2 separate regions of the Homo sapiens genome follow, and region 1 is linked to region 2. Evidence: chromatin loops called from intact Hi-C (ENCODE). Cell type or tissue: heart left ventricle. All regions are shown on one strand. Links, peaks and the distances in the headings refer to the core of each region. The heading gives the core; the rest is flanking DNA. Region 1 has its middle 83 kb from the start of GNAT3. Region 2 has its middle 300 kb from the start of HGF.

Evidence for each region. Hi-C counts contacts between places; a loop is a spot of excess contacts. Peaks named below come from ENCODE experiments on the same cell type or tissue, not always from the same donor. Only the 100,000 strongest peaks of a DNase experiment are listed, where the experiment ranks them.
Region 1: a loop joins it to region 2, with 6 times the contacts of the local background. A loop is called at or near these places in 14 of 110 quality-filtered maps.

The regions. Positions count from the first base shown.
Region 1 is chr7:80,423,667-80,434,469 of GRCh38, forward strand. No RefSeq gene overlaps it. Among named protein-coding and RNA genes, the nearest start is that of GNAT3, 83 kb to the right of the region's middle. In heart left ventricle, for the core only: a CTCF peak has its summit at 4,956 (motif pointing right); no DNase peak of the experiment used is centred there.
Region 2 is chr7:81,464,265-81,475,067 of GRCh38, forward strand. No RefSeq gene overlaps it. Among named protein-coding and RNA genes, the nearest start is that of HGF, 300 kb to the right of the region's middle. In heart left ventricle, for the core only: a CTCF peak has its summit at 5,951; a DNase peak (open chromatin) is centred at 5,957.

The DNA of each region.
Region 1 (10,803 bases), core at 1,355-9,354, 1.0 Mb before region 2:
CCTATATCCACAATAGGCAAATCTATGGAGATAGAATGCAGATTTACAATTGATCCTGCTGGAAGATGGGAGTGGGTAATAATGCTGATTGACTGCTGATCAGTGCAGGGTTTCTTTAAGCAAGAAAGAAAATGTTTTAATATTAGATTGTGATGCTGCTGTAAACATTTATGCACAAGCTTTTGTGTTTTCTATTCTCTTGAGTACGTAAATAGGAGTGGAATTGCTGCATCATATAGTAACTCTATGTTTAATTCCCAGTAAGAATGTAGTGACCTTACTGTTATGGGTTCAAGACACAAATTGACTCTTGGAATCAAGTGGAGAGTCCTTTCTATACCAAGCTCACATGATGGTTAATTTTATGTGTCAACCTGGCTAGGCTATGGGCAAACAGCCTAAATGTTTCTATATTGTACTTGTTAGATGTGATTAGCATTTTAATCAGTTGACTTTGAGTAAAGCAGATTGCCCTTCATACTATGAATGGGTCTCATGTAATCAGTTGAGGGCTTTAAGAGCAAAGACCGAGGTTGCCCAGATAGAAGGAATTCTGCGTGAGTTTCCAGGCTTTGCACTCAAGACTGCAACACTGACTCTCAGACTTTTCAGCCTACCAGCCTCCTCGCTGATTTTCGACTTGCCAGGCCCCACACTCATATAAACCAATTTCTTAAAATAAATATCTCTGGATATATATCCATCCTCCTGACCTGTTTCTCTGAAGAGTCCTGTCTAATATACCACATGATTTAAGATTGAGGGAGATGTGGTTTCACACAAGACATCAAGGTTCTGGTAAAAAGGACAAGAGGTACAAAATACATGTTGGATGATAAAATCAAAGTGGATACTACTAAAAATCTTCTAATGTTTTAATCTAATATCCAACTTGCTCTGAAAAGTTCGCTTGCAATGTCACTTTCGATATTAATACACACAATAATAACACAAGTATTTTATTTTTTTGAGATAGGGTCTCACTCTGTCACCCAGGCTGGAGTGCAGTGGTGTGATTTTGGCTCACTGCAACCTCCGCCTCCAGTGTTCAAGTGATTTTCCTGCCTCAGCCTCCCTAGTAGCTGGAATTACAGGCACCTGCCACCACACCCAGCTAATTTTTGTATTTTTAGTAGAGACGGACTTTCACCATGTTGGTCAGGTTGGTCTCGAACTCCTGACCTCAGGTGATCTGCCCACCTCAGCCTCCCAAAGTGCTGGATTACAGGTGTGAGTCCCCATGCCCGGCCAACACAAGTATCTTTTAAAAGTTGGAGGAGAGCTATGATGAATATATTATGTTTTCTTTCTCTGCTCTATTAAGATATTATTAGCATCTATTACTTATTTTCCATCTTGGACATTTTTGAAGAAACACAGTCATTGGACAGCATAGAACCAATGTGTTTTAATGTATAAAATGATTATGGTGTATGTCAGATCTACGAGTTTGGGTATAAGCACTTCGTAGATGTTGTCCAGAGTGGGAAGTCTGGGGTGCAAGTAAAAATAGGCATACAGAGAGAAGTAGCTACAAGGAGCAGTCAAATACTTCTCTAATACCAATCTCACAAAGGTTTCCATTTATTTTATAGTTGTACAGATTCCCAATGAATCCCAGTATGTGAATTTATTAGACATTGCAATAATTATTATCTAAAAATAACTAGGAGCTCGTCTACTAAGTATCAATATACATATGTACACATAAACATATACACACATTTGGTCTGAGTCTTATGGGATCTGGCAAGTGCTAGGTGGACATGTTCAGAAGTGTTTCTAGAAGATACCAAGAAATACGGAAATATAGGAATAATAAAGCATAGTATATAAACCTATGCAAATTACAGTAAATTTTATTAAATTCCCCTTATGGGCAACACTTTGGGTTTGGCACTTAGGTTAAAAAGGTACATGAGACTGATGACATCTCCCACAGATGTAAAATTCTTGTTGGAACAGACAACAGAAGCATTGTTTCAATCAGTCTGCTTTACTTTGCAAGTAGCCACACATCCAAATCACTTTGAGTTAAATAAAAAATAAATATATCACAATGTCACATCCTAAGGTAGGGAGGATAAAGATAACTTAATTGGCAAGTCCTGCCTCTGCTTCCCTTGACTCTCTTCACTTTGCTTGTTCTTATGTGCAGTGGTGTGGACCTCATATCCAAGGTTTAGGATTTTTAGAAGAAGGAGAACCCGATAATTCTAAGTTTTAGCCTTCCATGTCAGAGTCTTGGATAGTACCTGTCATTGAAACTAAAAACAGTCTCTGAAACCACAAGGTTGCTATACAATAAAAAGGGAGAATGAATTACTATGGAAAAAGCATCAATTTTCTTAATAAATATAAAAACACAAATCATGTGTGCCAAATTTAAGAAAGGAAACATAATTATTACTACAATAACTCTGAGAAAATAATGAACAGATTTAGAATTAATGGGAAGTCTTAATGGAAGATGTATGTGAAACTGTTACAGTAAAGGTAAGAGTTAGAAAAGAGAGAATTTCAGATATATATATGTATATATGTATATATACGTATATATGTATATATGTATATATGTATATGTGTATATATATGTATATATGTATATGTGTATATATATGTATATATGTGTGTATATATATGTACATATGTATATATATGTGTGTGTGTATATATATATCCTGAGCAAAGACACAGAGACAGCCTTGCACAGGTGTGTTTAAGAGACAGTGAATAAACCGGATTGTCTGAACACCATGTGTGGAGCATTTGACAGAACCCAGATTACAAAAGGTCTTATGTACTTGTTTGAGGAATTAGTATTAATCTTTTGACAGCAAATTATACGATTGTACAGAAAAATCAACTGATGCCATCTGAAGCCTAAATTCTAGTTTGCTACTAACTTTGCAACCTCTGGTAAACCATGTAAATTGCCTAGGTTTAAATTTTCTCATTAATAAACTGAGTAGGTTGGAATATGTGATTCCTAACTTACTTTCCAAACTTTATTTCCTTTTGACTCTATAAAACTCTGAAATGACATCAATATGAAAGTTTTCAGCAAAGAAGGAATACAGAAAGCACTGGATTAGAAAGGCAGGACTTACGAAAGTGTTTGAACCACTTTGAATGTAAAGGATGTAGCTTCAGGGGGTTCAGGTAGGAGACAATTATTGTTTGGTATCATGAGATAAGAACCCTAACTAGAACTGAAGCTCTGGGAATAGAAACAAAAGAATAGTTGATTTTGAAAAGAAAAAGTTTCTGGAGACTTAAGACTTTTGACAGACTTGATGATAGGGAATAGGAAGGTGAAATAAATCAAGATCAATCTAGGAACATGAGCCTGAGTAAGGTATAAAACATAAAAAATATGGAAACTAAGCAGGAGACGGTTTGGGGAAAAGATATCATTGAGCTCTCGAAATAAAGACAGCCATCGGGCTTTAGAACACATACTGAAATGTGGCTGATAATGGTGGACATGAGACTCATTCACAGAGGGGGCAATGAGTGATAAGACAAAAATAAAGATAAGATCAGAAACAGTACAGAACAAAATGGAAAGAGGCAAAATGATAATTCAAGGCTATGTCCATATTTAAGCAGTCAATATGAAGGGGAAATTTAAGAAGGGAGGAAAAGAGAGCTGTGTTCTGAAACTGAAGAAAACCAAGTCGAGGCTGCAAATAGCTCACAGAGAGCAAGAATAGAGACATGGATATTAAATGTGGCCAAAAGGAGACCAAACATAGGTGACCCTGAAAAAAAGAGTTTGAGTAGGGTGAGAAAAGTAGTACTACGTAACAAGGAGTAAGAGACCGGAAAGTGGCCAATGCAGACTCATATTTAGAAACTTTGGTTTTGCAAAAAAAGGTCATGATAGGGCTAAATCTCAAAACAGAAAAGCGTGTTTGTTTGTGCTCAGGGAGGAAAAATCAGTACATAGGAAAAGAAGTTTAAAAGAGGGATTCATTAATAGAGAAAAGTAGCAGGTGATGCGATAGAGCTTAAGACAAAGAACACAAGTGTGGGCGGAGCCTTCAAGAGAACCTGACACAATTCTTATAGGGACATACTGAGGTAGGGAGGGAAGTTGCTTTTGGAGAAATTTTGGTTTTGGTTGCAGAAAATATCGAGTAGCTAATTGAATTATCATTGTTACTTTGACACCTGTTAAGCATGTATTATATTCCAGGAACCATGATAAGTGCTTTCTGCATGGAATTTAATTCTCACAATGATCTTATGAGATAACTAACATTTCGTGGGATAACTCACATTATATAGATGATAAAATGTAAGGCTTAATGTTTAGGCAACTTACCTAATATCACAGGACAATCAAGGTATGATGTAAAGCCAGACCTGTCTAACTCTGCTTTTAACCATTATCCATGTCCTTCTGTTATGTTGGCCTTAATCTTTTTCATAAATTAAAAGAGAACATCAGCCGGGTGCGGGGGCTCCCAGCATTTTGGGAGGCTGAGGTGGGAGGATCACTTGCGCTTAAGAGTTTGAGACCAGCCTGGTCAACATGGCAAAAACTTGTCTCTACAAAAATTAGCCAGGCGTAATGGCATGTGCCTGTAGTTCAACTATGAGGGAGGCTAAGATGGAAGAATTGCTTGAGCCCAGGGGGTTGAGGCTGCAGCGAGCTAAGATCATGCCACTGCACTCCAGCCTGGGTGACAGTGAGATCCCATCTCAAAAAAAATAAATAAATACAATAAAAGAGGACATCATTTGCTGACATTTAGAGTGAGTGTGGCATATGTTTGTGGACTAGATTTGTAACCTATTTTATTACTTAGAAACATAGTCTAGGGTGGACATAAAATATGAAAGCTTAAATATACCTGAGCCCTAAATTTCTATCTTGAACAGAGCTGGGAAAACAATGATAAGAAGACTCGTTGTTGCCTTACCCATGAATTCATGACTTTGCTATTCTCCAGTAGGGAGCAGCACACAACCACCTATGCAACCATTTACTCTACCGCAAACAATACAAGACAAAGAAAACCTTTTGAAGATTCGACCGTAAGTAGTGAAGAAACTGAACCTCTGATAATTGGGTCCTGCCTTCAGAAAGCATTTAATGAAATACGTAGATTATAGTTTTGCCCTTTATTGCATTATATATGCATTAGTTAAAAGAGCTATTTTGTCAATCCTATTTGAGAATCGTAAGAGAGCTTCTTAGAAATGCTCTTGATTATAGATTGATGTAAAGAGCAAATAAATTTTAACTTAATATCAAACATAATTCTTAAAATTCAGAGTAATGAGAAAAATACTGTAAAGTCAATGCTTGGACATTGATGCATAAAAGATATTTCAGCATTTAAAACTTTGAAGTATAAGAAAGTACTATTTGTCAATGATTAAATAAAAAAAGACACAATAATGCTATAAAATGAAGGTTTTATTTTTTGTTTGTTTTGCGTTTTTTTTTTCTTTTTTTTTTTTTTTTTTTGGTTAGAAGGCCACTGGGCCATGCCAAGTTTTTGTTATAAATATGATACATCCTATGTTTGTGATTTTATGAATTTGGTTCATAACATTGCTATTACATTGAACACTTTGTTTCAAAAATTATTTTGGGGTGTTGAAGGTACAATTACTACCAAATGGAAGAAAAATCATGGTTGTTGCTGAAGACACAGACCAGAAATGTAAAAATGGAAGAGAAATTCAAATCATCTAGTGACTAAGCTTTTTGGTTTAAGATAAATATTATGTTTCTGGACAATCTTACATTTTTTTACTCAATGAGCACAACATTTTAAAATTAAATACACTAGTTCTGGCTTTAGAATGTTCAAAATTAACCGTAAGAAATAAGCTTTGTTGTGTAGGGGTCAAGGCCTTTGGCCCTCTGGAGGTTCAAAAATTCCTGACATGAGGCAGATTAATAGGAGAAAAGGCATACACATGTATTTGACATGTATACAGAGGAGCCTTCAGCATGAAGACTCAACCCCCAGTAAGATACTGAAGCTTATATACCACCTTGAGGTTGTAGAAAGACAGTTGGTTCAGAGCATGGGAAGAAACAGGTTATGCTGTTAAATCAGGTTTTTGTGGCAAGATAGGTGATGGGAGGGGCAGAATAGGAGGCTTGCCTAGCAAAGGTGGTCTTGCTGTGTAGACGAAAACTGTTATGGGAAAGGGGTCCCGATCCAGACTCCAAGAGAGGGTTCTTGGATCTCACATAAGAAAGAAATTAGGGCAAGTCTTTACAGTAAAGTGAAAGGAAGTTTATTAAGGAAGTAAAGGAATAAAAGAATGGCTACTCCATAGACAAAGCAGGCCCGAAGGCTACTGGTTGCCCATTTTTATGGTTATTTCTTGATGATATGCTAAACAAGGGGTGGATTATTCATGCCTCCCCATTTTAGACCATTTAGAGTAACTTCCTGATGTTGCCATGGCATTTGTAAACTGTCATGGTGCTGGTGGGAGTGTAGCAGTGAGGATGACCAGAGGTCACTCATGACCATGTGGGTTTTGGTGGGTTTTGGCCGGCTTCTTTACTGCAAACTGTTTTATCATCAAGATCTTTGTGGCCTGTATATAGTGCTGTCCTCCTATCTCATCCTGTGACTTAGAATGCCTTAACTATCTGGGAATGCAGCCCAGTAGGTTTCAGCCTCATTTTACCCAGCTCCTATTCAAGATGGAGTTGCTCGGGTTCACATGCTTCTGACAAAACCTCAGAGGTAGAAGCCCTCAGAGAGATTAGGTGGTGTCTCTTTTTGGAACATTAAAGGTGTCAGACTCTCGGCTAATCTATCCTAGATCCAGGAAAGGGCCTAGAAACGGATCTAGGAAACATTAGCTGCATTAATGGAGATTCTCTACAGATGCAAATTTCTGCCACAAAAGACTGCTTTGCAGGGCCACTTCAGTCTGCTGGCCCTGTGGCAGCCATTTCAAAATACATCCAAGAAATATATTCTGCGGTAATAAATTGTGACTTCCTTCAGTTTAGCAACCAAACATGAGTTTTATATATTTTATTGTTAGAGTAGGTAGCTAGTCAGACATGAGCACCGCAGGAGAGGGAGCCCCCCTACCCCCCACCAGAAATGTCAGGTGACCATCAAGTGATGGTGAAGTGGTTGTTACCTGTCTCTCTAAGATAATTGGCCACAGCCAACACCAGGAAAAGGCAGTCTCCCAATTAACACAAAAAACCTGAAACTAGGGATCAGCAGCTTCCTGATAAGATCTTAGGAGTTAGGCAAGTGGGCTCAAGCACACACATTAAGAGGCAAAATGGTAGAGTTTAACTGGTGTATGGCCTTCTAGTGATATTCAGCTGGTAAGGGAAGAACGCCTCAAATGAGCATGCATATAGTTTCACTAAAAACACTGTGCATGCTCCTCTCCCAAGTGCTGGCAGGACACTGTGCATGTGGACAGCCCACCCAAAGGGAAGAATCAGGGGAGAAGGGACACATGACCCCAGATGAATGCCAACATATAAAACCCCAAGTCAAAGGTCATACAGGGCCCTTGACTCTCTCAACTCACCTGCTCAGCCCTCTTTCAAGTATACTTTCGTTCCTGTTCTAAACTTTTTAATAAACTTTCACTCCTACTCTAAAACTTGCCTCAGTCTCTCCTTCTACCTTATGCCCCTCAGTCAAATTCTTTCTTCTGAGGAGCAAGAATTGAGGTTGCTGCAGACCTGTATGGATTCACTGCCAATAACATCGTTGGTAAATTCTTCTTACTACCTGTGATTAACCATTTTCTGTTGCTGAGGCTCTGACACCTCACCTGGAACCAGTGACACAGCCTCAGGAGGTCCTGACACGTGCTCAGGGTGATTGGGCTACCGCTTGGTTTTATACATTTTAGGGAGATATGAGACATCAATTAATACATGTAAGATGTATATTGGTTGAGTCCAGAAAGGCAGGACAACTCGAAGCAAGGGCTTCCAGGTCATAGGTGGATTCAAGAATTTTCTAATTGGCAATTGGTTTAAAGAGTTAAGTTATTGACTAAAATCAATAGGAAGGAATGTCTGGGTTGAGATAAGAGTTTATGGACAGCGAGGTTCCCATTATGCAGATAGAATCCGTGGAAGGGAATATTTCTTACCAGTCTTAAAGAGTCTGTTCTATCAGTCTTAAGGCCTCTGTTTTCATGTTAATGTTGGTCAACTGTGCTTGAATTCCAAAGGGAGAAGGGTATAATGAGGCATGTCAGACCCTCATTTCCCATCATGGCCTGAACTAGTTTTTCAAATTAACTTTAGAATGCCTTTGGCTGTGAGGAGGAGTCTGTTCAGTTGGTTGGGAGGCTTAGAATTTTGCTTTTGGTTTACTTCTAATAAAGTTTTTGGATTTTTTATAATTTAGTTGAGGTGTAATTGAATTGAAATACAATAAGCTGCATATATTTAAAGTATATAATTTAATTTGCTGTGACATCTGTATATGTCTGTGTAACCCTCACCTTAATAAGGATAACAAGAATTTCCATAACTCTGAAAAGTTTCCTTGTGCCCCTTGCAACTCATCCCTTCTTCTGCCTTGTCCCAAGGCAATCACTAACTTGCTTTCAGTCATTACCACTTTCTTCACAAGAATTTGTAAGTGGACTCACACAATTTGTAGAAGGTATAAGAATGGTGAATAAGCAGATGAAAATTTCAATGTTTGTAGTCATCAGGGAAATGAAAACTAAAACTACAATGAGAGTAATATATGCTTATTTGAATTAATAAAATGTAAAAGGTTGATGACCAAACCATGTGTTGGCAGGGTGAAGCAACTGAAATTTTCATACATGGGTGTGGGAATGTAAAATGGTACAGCCGCTTTGGGAAACAGTTTGACCATTTCTTCAAAAGTTAGATACACCTGTCATATGACCCAGTCACTCCACTCCAGAGCATTTACTCAAGATAAGTGAAAACATGTCACGCCAATACTTTTACATGGATATTCATAGCAGCTTTATTTGTAATAGCCCCAAACTTGAAACAACTCAAATGTCAATCAGTATGTGCATGGATAAATAAATTATGGCATATCAATACAATGGAATATTGCACAGTAATAAAAAGAATGAACTATTGACACATGCCAGCAACAGGGCTGAATCCCAAAGTGTGTACATTTTTAAAGCTTTCCTGCCTTTAAATCAGAGGTTTTCAGTGAGGGAGAGTGAAGAGGCAAAAAAGGAAGAAGGGAGATCTGGCTTATTGTAATCATGTAAAGACTTTTTCCCTAAATGTACACACAAGATTGATTCCATGGAGTATATCAGGCAGAGAAAAACAGAAAGAATGCTAATATATTTGCAACTTCTTTCCTTGTCTCCCTTCCTCCATGGAAATGTCAAACATGGGAAAAGGAGAACTAGATATATTTAACTTTCTTGGCAAGTCTTTTGTCAAACTACACAGCTTTCAGCTTTTCTTAGGCCAAATGAATCCTAGATATTGACAGCATGAAAATATCCATGATTTTTAAGTATTTCTCCAAAATAGGAGAGACCCATGATGAATAATAGATAGGAAACCCTATTGAGCAAATAGATTTACTAGAATTTCCAGGCCCACATAGACCAAGCAAACCTGAGAGCCACAGTCCATTTTCTTTTAAGTAATATTACTTTGTAGTTGTTCTAGGAAGTAATATTACCCAAAAGAAAAAAGAAGAAACATCATGAGTTAATGCAACTTTGAGCTATCTAAGGGATAACAAAATCATTCTAGTCTTTTTATTAAGACTTTTACTTCCCTATAGCATAATTTCTTTATAATTGGTCATCCTGATAGTGACAGGAGGCAGCCAAATGCCTAGGCAGATAGGGGCAGGTACCCGGTGAAACCTCACCTCCAAGCTGAAGACAGTTTAAACCTGAAATCCAAGCTACAAGCTAAATCCTGGGACTAGATTGAGAACTTGTCCTCCTGTTTGGTGTGCTTTCCTCTGATTAATCCCCACCCTTCACCTATTTTACATATACCTACCCTTTCCTAATTGGTTTTCTATGCTTTTGTGCCCACCTTTGACTGGTGTTTTTACTTTAACCTTTGTTACATACTCACAAACCAATCAGCATACACTCCCCATCCTGTGCCTATAAAGACCCCAGACTCAGTCAGTGGAGGTGGAAATGAACTGACTTTGGGAAAAGACAACCTGATTTTTGGGAAGATTACCAGTATACCTTTCCTGTCCCTTCTCTAGCTCCCTCTCCTCTGAGAGCCATCTTCATTGGTCAATAAAATTCTCTACCTTCACCATCTTTCAACAGTCCATGTGACTTCAATCTTCTTGGATGCTGGACAAGAGCTCAGGACCCACCGAGTGTGGGTACCCAGAAAGGCTGCCACACCAGCCCTTTGCCCTCATTGGTGGAGGGCAGCTGCCCCATGTGCTGAGGCAAAGAGCCAACAGAGCTGCTAACACACCACCATCCATGGACAGCAGAACTAAAGGAACACCGTAACACCCCTTTCTGGGGCTTCAGGGTCACAGTCACCCTCGCATGGTCGCTGCCACATTCCCCTTGAGGCGACATGCCTAGTCTGGCTATGGGCCCTGCATAGAGCTTGTTCCTGTGTCGGCACCCTGCACAGCCAGCCAGGTCCTGGACTGACTCACTCTGATGCTCCCTCCCACAAGGGGTTGAGTGCAGAGGGCCAAGTAGAGGAGGTGCCCCTGCCATGAGTCCAGCAAAGGGACCAAGAAAAATCCTGCATCAATCCTTTCATAAAGCTCTTCCAATTTCAGTTGTCCTCTTACTATATATTCAGTCATAAGTTTT
Region 2 (10,803 bases), core at 1,236-9,235:
TGGAGTTTGAGTTTCTAATTTTATGGGCTCTTTTAATTAGGGGACAGAATAATCATGAGCTTTTCCAGGAAAAGGGTAGAGAATTTTTAGAATTTGGGTGCCACCCATTTTTATACTAAATATGGATAGGCTCGGATCTGTCATGGTATTGGTAGGTGAGTGATTTAGTATGGTAATTAGTCTACAGTTAGGTTTGGGGTAGGACATTGGTCAAATCCAATGCCACATTGGACCCAGCCAGCCTCAGCTGCTTAGCCCCTATCCTGTTTGTTAGGGTCTTATCAGCCCAGGCCCATCCTTGCCCTTATAGCTAATTTTAATAGCTCCTGTCTTGCTGCTAGGTGAAATTGCTGCCTGGTATTTTCCTACTTCTACTGTGACCACCCAGCATTCCTGCTTTATGGGTGTTTCTTTAATTTGGGGGTAGAATAATCATTAGGTATTTTGGAAAAAGGGGATTTCAAGGACCCCTGGTTACCGACTCCTTTCTCCCTTATTTGGGTTTGCTTGGAAGAGTCCTGCACATGTCACCCTGACTGTGTTATTAGCTGTTTTCTCTCTCCTACTTTGGGTTTTCTGTAATCCTGTGGTTTCTCTGTCTTTTTCTTGTTTTTGCTGTTGTTTGGGTTTTTCCATCCTCCTGAGACTATCCAGTGCTATTCCTATCTCAAAAAGAGCTTGTGAAAGTGGGTTTTCTCTCTTCTGTTTTTCTGCCATGGGAGGACACAAAGTTCTTTTCTTGCTCTTCTATCTTCCACTCTGTGAGAGTGCAGCTAGAAGGACTTCAGCTCATGCTGCTGCTTTGATCTTGGACTTCCCGGACTTCAGAACTGTCAGAGAATAAATGCCTGTTTTTCTACAATTTACACAGTCTTTTGTACCCTGTTATAGCAGCACAAAGTGGTGCACAAGGTGTTCTAAGACCCCTTGGAAGCATTTTTTTAAATGAATGGGTCATTTTATAATACTTTTTGATTTATAGGTGATGGGTTGATGATGGGTGCAGCAAACCACCATGGCACACATTTACCTATGTAACAAACCTGCACATCCTGCACATGTACCCCGGAATTTAAAAACAAAAGTTGTAAAGATAGTGCCAAGACTTCCCAAATACTCCGTATTCAATTTTTTCTTGTTTTGTTTTTTTTTTAAGTTTAAATTTTTCATTTTATTGATAAGAAAAATGAGACTTGGAAGAGGCCAGGAGATACTGACTAGTTTGGGCCTATCCCATGCCAATTATCTTGTGAAATTTAGTCATTGCTGTTTTTATTATTATTATTATTATGCTTTAAGTTTTAGGGTACATGTGCACAATGTGCAGGTTAGTTATATATGTATATATGTGCCATGCTGGTGCGCTGCACCCACTAACTCGTCATCTATCATTAGGTATATCTCCCAATGCTATCCCTCCCCCCACCCCACAACAGTCCCCAGAGTGTGATGTTCCCCTTCCTGTGTCCATGTGTTCTCATTGTTCAATTACCACCTATGAGTGAGAATATGTGGTGTTTGGTTTTTTGTTCTTGCAATAGTTTACTGAGAATGATGATTTCCAATTTCATCCATGTCCCTACAAAGGACATGAACTCATCATTTTTTATGGCTGCATAGTATTCCATGGTGTATATGTGCCACATTTTCTTAATCCAGTCTACCATTGTTGGACATTTGGGTTGGTTCCAAGACTTTGCTATTGTGAATAGTGCCACAATAAACATACGTGTGCATGTGTCTGTATAGCAGCATGATTTATAGTCCTTTGGGTATATACCCAGTAATGGGATGGCTGAGTCAAATGGCATTTCTAGTTCTAGATCCCTGAGGAATCACCACACCGACTTCCACAATGGTTGAACTAGTTTACAGTCCCACCAACAGTGTAAAAGTGTTCCTATTTCTCCACATCCTCTCCAGCACCTGTTGTTTCCTGACTTTTTAATGATTGCCATTCTAACTGGTGTGAGATGACATCTCATTGTGGTTTTGATTTGCATTTCTCTGATGGCCAGTGATGGTGAACATTTTTTCATGTGTTTTTTGGCCGCATAAATGTCTTCTTTTGAGAAGTGTCTGTTCATATCCTTCACCCACTTTTTGATGGGATTGTTTGTTTTGTTCTTGTAAATTTGTTTTGAGTTCATTGTAGATTCTGGATATTAGCCCTTTGTCAGATGAGTAGATTGTGAAAATTTTCTCCCATTTTGTGGGTTGCCTATTCACTCTGATGGTAGTTTCTTTTGCTGTGCAGAAGCTCTTTAGTTTAATTAGATATCATTAGTCACAACTATATTAGCCACAACTAATGAACCAATATTAATACATTGTCATAAATAGAAGTCTACACTTCATTCAGATTTCCTTCCTTTCTATCTAATATCCATTTTCAGTCCCAGAATTCCATCCAGCATTCAATATTAAATTTAGTTGTCATGTTCTTGGAAGCATATTTCAACTCTTATTTTTCAACTTTTTCAATATCTATTAAAACAAAATTTTTGATCTTTCAGAATAACATTCTAAAATATTTTTACAATTATTTTAACATTTGAATGGTACTTTAAAATAATTTTATATACCTTTAAAGTTAATTTAAAAAAATCTCACTAAAATTTATAAAAACAATTATATGATGATACATAATTAAATATGGTATGGATCACATCATGTTATTGGAATATTTGGAAAGCATAAGGTAACAAAAGAAATCTCTGTAAACTCCCACTGCCAAGACGTAATAATTTGAAAATTTTCATTATAGTTCTTGTTTTGCTTTTATCTAGGTATCTATTTTTTTAAAAAAATACAAATCACATTGCGTTTAGTTTTCTTTTTCCTACTTAAAATGTAGACTATTTGCAAAAAGCACTTTCTTTGTTACAAAAATATTCTACTCCTATATAAGCCTTTATCTTAAAACTCATTTCCCTACTGGTAATTTAAGTCTGTTTCAAATTTTTCTCTTTATATGTAATTTCTAACTGAATTTTTTGACAATAAATATGTATCTCATTTTCAGACTTCTTTGGGAGCTTTGCGTTTATTTATCATTTGCCACTTTTCAAACAGAATTTGCAAGTGCACCAAAAATGCATATAATACATTTAGTACTTATTCTATGATAAAGTGTTAAGGTAGATTACTTGAAATAAATTACTCCATTAAGTAACATAATCATTGTAAACCTTTTGATAACCATTTGCAAGTTCCAGAAAAGTTTTACTGAAAAGTACTGTGTGAAAGTGTTTTCTCAGAAACCTCACCAACGCTGGATGTTTTCCTTAAGAAAAGTTAGTTTGTTAAATAAAAATATTACCTTTTGTATACTTGAAATAGAAATTGAAATATTGAAATATTTTTAAATATTTCTAGTCATTAGAAGCCCTTTTATAAACTACTAATTTATATCCTTTATCCACTTATCTATTATAATGCTGGGGGCTTATCATACCAATCTGAATTAGTTCCAAATAAATTAAAGTTATTAAAATCTTTAATATATTTTGTGTTCATATTAAAATAAATTCAGTTGTTCAGACACATTGAAAACATTAAATGTTTATGTACTCAAAATATTAGTTTTTATCTGTAAAATCTCCTGTGGCTTTTAAGGTTAAAATGTATTTAGTTTTCATTTACAAATAAATATGATGTTTCATTTATTTTATTTTATCTGTAGTAAATGTTAATCTTCCATGGGCCCTGAGCTCCCTCTACTTCTTGCCAGTTATGCCAAAAATATAAGGCTTTGACCATTCCTTACCATTTTCTGGGTTGAATTTGCAGCCAGCAATCTTGAATGGTGAGGTAACCTATCCACTCGAAAAGTAGGATTGCCTACTACTTACAATAAAAGCAGTAAATTCCCAAGCTCAGATTCCCAGCTGCAATAAAAAAACACATTGAATGCACAGTATCTCCCTGGACCCTTCCACCCCGCCCCACTGGGACTGAAGGCGGGGGTGGGAGGGAAAAGGAGAACAAACGCAAGTAAGATGATTTTGCTACTTGCTGCATTATGCCTAAATAAAGTCTTTTGTCTCTGATACTGGAATTGTGTGTCTTCTGCAAGCATCCACAACACAGTAACAAGCTAACTTAGTTGGTAAGCAGAATAAAACCCCAGACTCTGGCCATTTTGACAAGCATGAAATGTTGGCACAGACAGAATTTTCTGGGAGGGGAAAGACAAGAGCTGACCTGGACTGGGTTTGAAGCTATAAGACTCCCTAGAATCAGTTAATAAATACTTTTGCCTAGGAGGTGGGTGAGGAATACTAGTAAAGCCCCCTGCTCTTATATCTGTGAATGAATCTGAGCAGCAAGAAATGGGATTGAAATGTCACTTAAATGGCTCATGCTTTTCCAGGTAGGAGGAAGAAGGATGTTTTCATGACAACAGGGAAGTAGGTGGACATATAGCTAAAGGAAATGGTTTCAGCAAGTTGGACTTAGAACTTTAATTGCACAGAAAATATTAAAAGACTGTTGAGCCTGGGAGACCAAGGGTACAGTTCCTTAAAACTGTTAAGTAAATGCTAAGTCTAGTCAAGTCTGGAGCAAAGCTGCTTTCCCCTTCCATGCACTCTTACATGTCCCTCTCTCTCCTTTGTACTGACCTCTCTTGCTTCAGGAAAAAAGGCTGAGTATGCTAAGGAACATTGGGAAGAAGAAGCACTCACAATTTTATAGCTATGTTGAATACAGGCACACAAGTCACTATTCTAGTTGAGTTCCTCGAGAGGGTATGCTAAACATAGAGGTGGCCATAGGGCCAAGAATTTTGGGGAGGAACCATAAAGGGAGGAAGGTGGAGTGGCAGAAAAGGGTCCCCAGACTCAAGTCTGGAGATGCACTTGAGAGGAGAAAATGCTTAACCTGAAGCTGCAGACTGTAGGGAAGAAAACATCATTTCTCTTCTCTCCCTTTTTAGATTCTTAGTTGAGACACTCTCCTGAAAACTAACATCAAATTAATAAATGAAAAACAAGCAGAAGCTTATTAACAAATGCTGTACCCATCATTTGGAGAAGCCTCAGTTCAAAAGTATTTCTCTCAGAAAGCACTGGCTTGGGCCTTGATTAAATAGCATTTCAACAAAGAGGCATAAATCCTATAGAGTGACAAGACAAAAAAAAAAAAAAAGAGCAGTTGTAGTCTTTTAAAAAGTGAAAAAATGTGGGAAGACAGTAAATCTGTTTCCAGATTTTTCTGGTGCCTGCTGGTGCCTTCTCTGGCCTGATAAGTGCTGTCTACAGTAAGGAAGGATTGATGTCTGGCCATCAGGCAAACAGAGGTTGAGGCAGAGTGCTTTCTTGCGTCCTTGATGTTTTTAACTTAACAATCCTCAATATTTCAGGGAAAAATACTTGTATTTCCTTCAGGACAGAGAAAGAAAAATAATTTCCTCTATGACCTCTTCCCACATCTTAGTCCCTCGTGGCCTTACTTCCCTGATTCCTGTACTTTTGTGTTACAGAATAGTATAATCTCCCAGTGGCTGTGGCTAGAGCCCCTGACCAGTATAGTTAAACACTTTGGTCTATGTGCTTGAGAAGGAAAAATGTACTTGGACTCAACTAATAGATTTGGGCAAATTGCAGTGGAAAAGGAAAATTAAAGCGACCTCAGGGAGGGGAGGGGGCAGCCTTTGGGGCTATTCAATGTACTGTTGTAGTTTCCACTATTGGATGTATAATTGGAATTAATGTGCTATGTGCTTGTACTGTAAGTGCTCATAAAGTCTAGAGTTAATTTTTCTGTGCAGGTACTGCGCAATGTAGAGTGGTGATTCCTGTCTCCCCCTATGTGGTCCAGCAAAAACAGAATAGAATCCAGGAGGAAGGAGGAAAGAAGAAAATCACAGCTTTCGTGATCATTTAGCTGACAGTTGCTGTGGGAACACTAGGAGTGGCAACTTCCCAGTACAAGGGCGCCACCTGCCTGAAGCAAGTAAATTCCTTCTAAACGGAAGAGAGTTTTTGTCCTGCTGAAACTGAGCAGCTGCAAGCTGGAAGTTTTGAGTCCTCCCATATTAGGGTGGATCAATCAGACTCCATGACTGACAAGAGACCAGCAAGCCTTGCTGATCAAATGAAATGGTATAGTTGGCTTGGCCCTGGTGGCATCTCGGTTTTACATGAAGTGGTTGCACCTACCCTTTTAGGGGAAATTTTATTTCTCATTCTGCTGTCTGAATCAAAGCTGCAAGCTCAATGGAGGCCTTGATTTACAGAGTTTCCTCTAAAGGCTTGGACCTGATTCCCTGATGATTCAGCTGAGTTAATAGCTGATAGTGTCCACTGGGTGGCATCCCCAGTCTTTCCCCGATAATAACTCTGGAAGACCAACTGCAGTAAGTTTCAGAACGAGGGGCTGAATTGAAAGCCATCATCACATCACCGTTGCCTTAGATAATACTTTTAAAGACTATATAATACTTTTAAATAATAATTTTAAAGACAAAATGTTCGATTTTGACTCTCTCTTAGACAATTGCCAATAGCATACCCAACTGCACTGCCACTTGGAAAACTGGCGAACTGTGGCAATAAGCCACAGCTGCCTATCAGATGTTTGAGTTGCTTAAATACCCATGCTAATAACCTGTTCTCTGATAAGACTGGCTGAAATCCAGCTCCGAATAAAACCTGCACTGCCTAGATGACCATGACTGCCAACTAGCTGCAGCATTAAACCGCACATGACAATTCATCCAACATTAGAGACTGCGCACAAAAATAGACTTTATGTTTTGATAAGTTACTGTTGCTTATCAGACTTTTGACTCCTGCTGAAAGATAGCCATTTGTCCAGTGGTAAAGAAGGCCACAGGATGTAGAGCCTATAGTGACCCCACCTGCTCCTGACAGATTGACTACATTGGACTTTTGACCTCCTCTCAGGGTTATCAATGATGCCACACTCATTGCTGTTGACATGTTATCAAGTTACATTATTGCTCTTCTCGTCCAATTGGCCAATTCCAGCCACACTACTATGGCCCTTGAAACTAATCTGTGTCACCTTTTCAGGTTTCCAGGCCATTTGCAGTCAGAAAATACAGTGTCTTTTATCACAAAAGCCAGTTAACAATGGACCAGTAGTCAAGAAATGTCATAGATATTCCACATTCCCTACCTTCCATAGACATCTGGTATTACCAAATGGGGAAACAGCCTCCTCAAAATTCAGCTCAAAAATTTCTGACTCTATCTCCCTCTTCCCCTACAAGTCCCTATACTTAATAAGGCAGTTTGGGCATGAAATAGTCATCTTTTTGAATGGATCATCTCCTCTTAGCCATTTCCTGAGTAATGATCAGGACAAATGGAGTGAATGGTTATATAGACCTATATTAAAGATTCAGGTTCTGCACTGACAGTACTTGGGTTTGATGCCTTCTTCATTCCCTTGACAACCACCCCTTAGGGTTGGTAAATCTCTGGGTGGAAGCTGAGACAAAAAGGGGTTTGAGCACTCAAACTTAATTCTAATTGAGCTATTTTGATTATTGGAACAAAATAAATATCATGACCACTTTTGTGAGCTACCTCGTCTTCCTGCATTGAGTCTCCCTTAGTGACCCATGCAGGCCAAGTTGGGAGATATAATAGATATAATGCCCTTGTCCTACATGTGCCTGACCCTTCTAGATAAAGATCTGGGTGAGAATCGGGGATGACTGGAGAAAAGTTGAATGTATAGCCATTGAAATGGAACATGTGGATTTTTTAGTAGTGGAGGAAGAAAAACCCTGGCACATAGGGAACACCTCAGCTCCAGGAGACTCAGGAAAGAGCAGAACAATTAATGGTCCCTTTTCCCCATAGGTCTAGCACCACAGTGTGGTTAATCAAGAGGCAACTACACTTGACAATCTGAGTCAGTGCTGTGTTTGTCCAGAGCATCCAAGTGCTATGAAAACAGAAAAACTCATATGTATATGGTTTGTCCTCTACCACTCTGCTGTTCTTGATGCCCTAATAGCAGCTCTGGAACATGGAGCCTCATTATGTATAAACAAACCTATGGATCTGCACAAACTTGTCTTAATTTTCCGAATGCTACAAATCCATATGTTTCTCCTGAGGCCCAATCAGCCTTGGATAACACCATGTATGATCATCATGACTGAAGATCTTCGGTGATTCTGCCTATTTACTTACCCAAATCAATGTTATGTGATCCAAGTCAAGTTTAACAGCAAATCCTGAACTGGAATAACCAGTGCCCCTTCATGTAATGTTTGTATACTGGGGAGATTGGCAGTGGAATGTCTCTGGGGGGTGGCTTTTTGGCCCATCTATTGCTTGCTGTAATTATTGACAATGACAGCAAAGATCAACAAGTCAGTCTTAAGTCCCTTGCAGGGCTCTCCATGTGCTGAAATTTATATCATATTCTGTATCCCTTCATCTAAGGCTTTACAGTATGAGCCTTATTGTTTCCAGGTGTAACACTTGTATCTTAAAAACAAAAAACAAAAAACAAAAAATGATACAATTTCAAATCTACTGTTTTCAGAAATCTAATTTGAAAATAATAGTTGAACACTTAATCTTTTGTTCTACCACAGTATTCCCTGTCCTGAGAAATTAAGTAAACGTTTCAAGAAGTAAAGTACATCACATCACTGATTCATTGATGGAGCACTGCAGGGCAAAATGATTTACTGAGATTTTTTAAAAGGGGTGAGTTTTCTCTCTTCTGTCAGTATTGATTAGATTTTCAGAGGGAACCTCTCCTTCAGAACAACTAAGACAGGTTTTTGAGCGACTTCTATCTTCAAGCAACCCATTAAAAGGATTAAGGGAGATAAGAGTAGGGATCTGGGGACTGGGTAATAGGATAACACTCAGGGTATATGTGCCCAGAAGCACAACTATCCAGGCACTGGGGTCCTGGACCCTGCACCAGCAGTAAAAATGGAAGCTTAGTATACAACATGTGCAGCATAAAAAATCAAATTCAGTAGATAAAATTCCTTTGGGAAAACTGATTAACAATATGATGACAAAGTTGCTTCTTTACCTCTTACCTTTGAGAAAGTTATTCCAAGATTGTTCAAAATCAAATGAGAGATAAATGATAAGTAAAATAAATAAAAGAGGAAGTACTTTTTAAACATGTCAGAAACCACGAACCAGGCCAGGCACGGTGGCTCACATCTGTAGTCCCAGCACTTTGGAAGGCCGAGGTGGGCAGATTGCTGAGGCCAGGATTTCAAGAACAGCCTGGCAAACATGTTGAAACCCTGTCTCTACTAAAAAAAAAAAAAAAAAAAAAAATACAAAAATTAGCCGGGAATGGTGATGTGTGCCTGTAATCCCAGTTACCTGGGAGGCTGAGGCACGGGAATCGCTTGAACCCAGAAGGCGGAGGTTGCAGTGAGCCAAGACTGTGCCACTGCACTCCAGCCCAGGTAACAGAGTGAGACTCTGTCTCAAAAAAAAAAAAAAAATGCACAGATGTGCAAAGACTGTTAAAGATTATTGCCAGAATCGAGTTAATTCGACATGGGTATCTAGAATATAAGGTGAAGTACTGAAGATCAATATAAAAATTTTAAAACCTAATTGGAAAAATATGGATGAAAATATAAATCCATTTTTCATGGAAGAGAAAATAAGGATTGCCAAGAAGTATGTTTAGGGTGCTCAACTTCACCGGTAATGAGAAAAATGAAAGTAAAGAAACAATGAAAAATCACTCGATACACATTATGTAGGCAATGAATACAATACTGGTTAAGCCAATGTTTATGAGGATGAAGTGTAAACTTGGGAACATTCTAGAGTGCAGTCTTGAATTAAAGTTGTGTATATCCCATGGTCCTGTAATATCTCTTCTAAAAAAGGTTTCACCAGAGAAATTCTTGGATAGATGCATTAAAAGGCATGTATAGACACTTTATTCAGTATGGTGTGTGTTTAATTGCAGGATCTGTTGCTGTCTATTACTAGGCATTTGTGAATACAATTTGGTGAATGCATAAGAAAGAATATTATATAGCCACAATATTAAAGCATCAATGTGGGTATACATAAAGCAATATGGATGGCTCTTAATAGAATAATTTTGAGTCTGAAAATAGCAACAGAATATGATTCATAACTATTTCATTTATGGAAATTGAAATATACACACAAAACATCATTGTTTATTTTTCAATTTAAGTACCTATATCAATCACATTATAATGAGCCCCTATTGCAGGAAGAAGAGAAGGCATGAGCAATGGGAGGAAATGAAATAATATAAAATAAGAAAAAGGCCCAGTACAGACGAATGATAATTACTTTTTATGAACCAATGAGTTGTGAACTAAATTCATCTCTACTTGAGACCCAAATATGGGTGGCGGTAGGTCCCCATTAAAAGCCTCTCCAAAATTCTTAAATTTCTAAGAGATATGTTAACAGAAACATTCAGTGAGTTAATTCAAATGATTGACTAATTTGGGGACTTTGAGATACTAAAGTGAAGCGAAGGAGGAAGTCTTTTTTTTTTTTTTTTTTTTTTTTTTGAGACAGCCTTGCTCTGTCACCCAGGCTGGAGTACAATGGTGCCATCTTGGCTCACTGCAACTTCCGCCTCCCAGGTTCGAGCAATTCTCCTGCCTCAGTTTCTTGAGTAGCTGGGATCACAGGCATCCGCCACTACGCCCGGCTAATTTTTGTATTTTTAGTAGAGACAGGGTTTCACCATGTTGTCCAGGCTGGTCTCGAACTCCTGACCTCAGGTCATCCACCTGCTTCTGCCTCCCAAAGTGCTGGGATTACAGGCTTGAGCCAC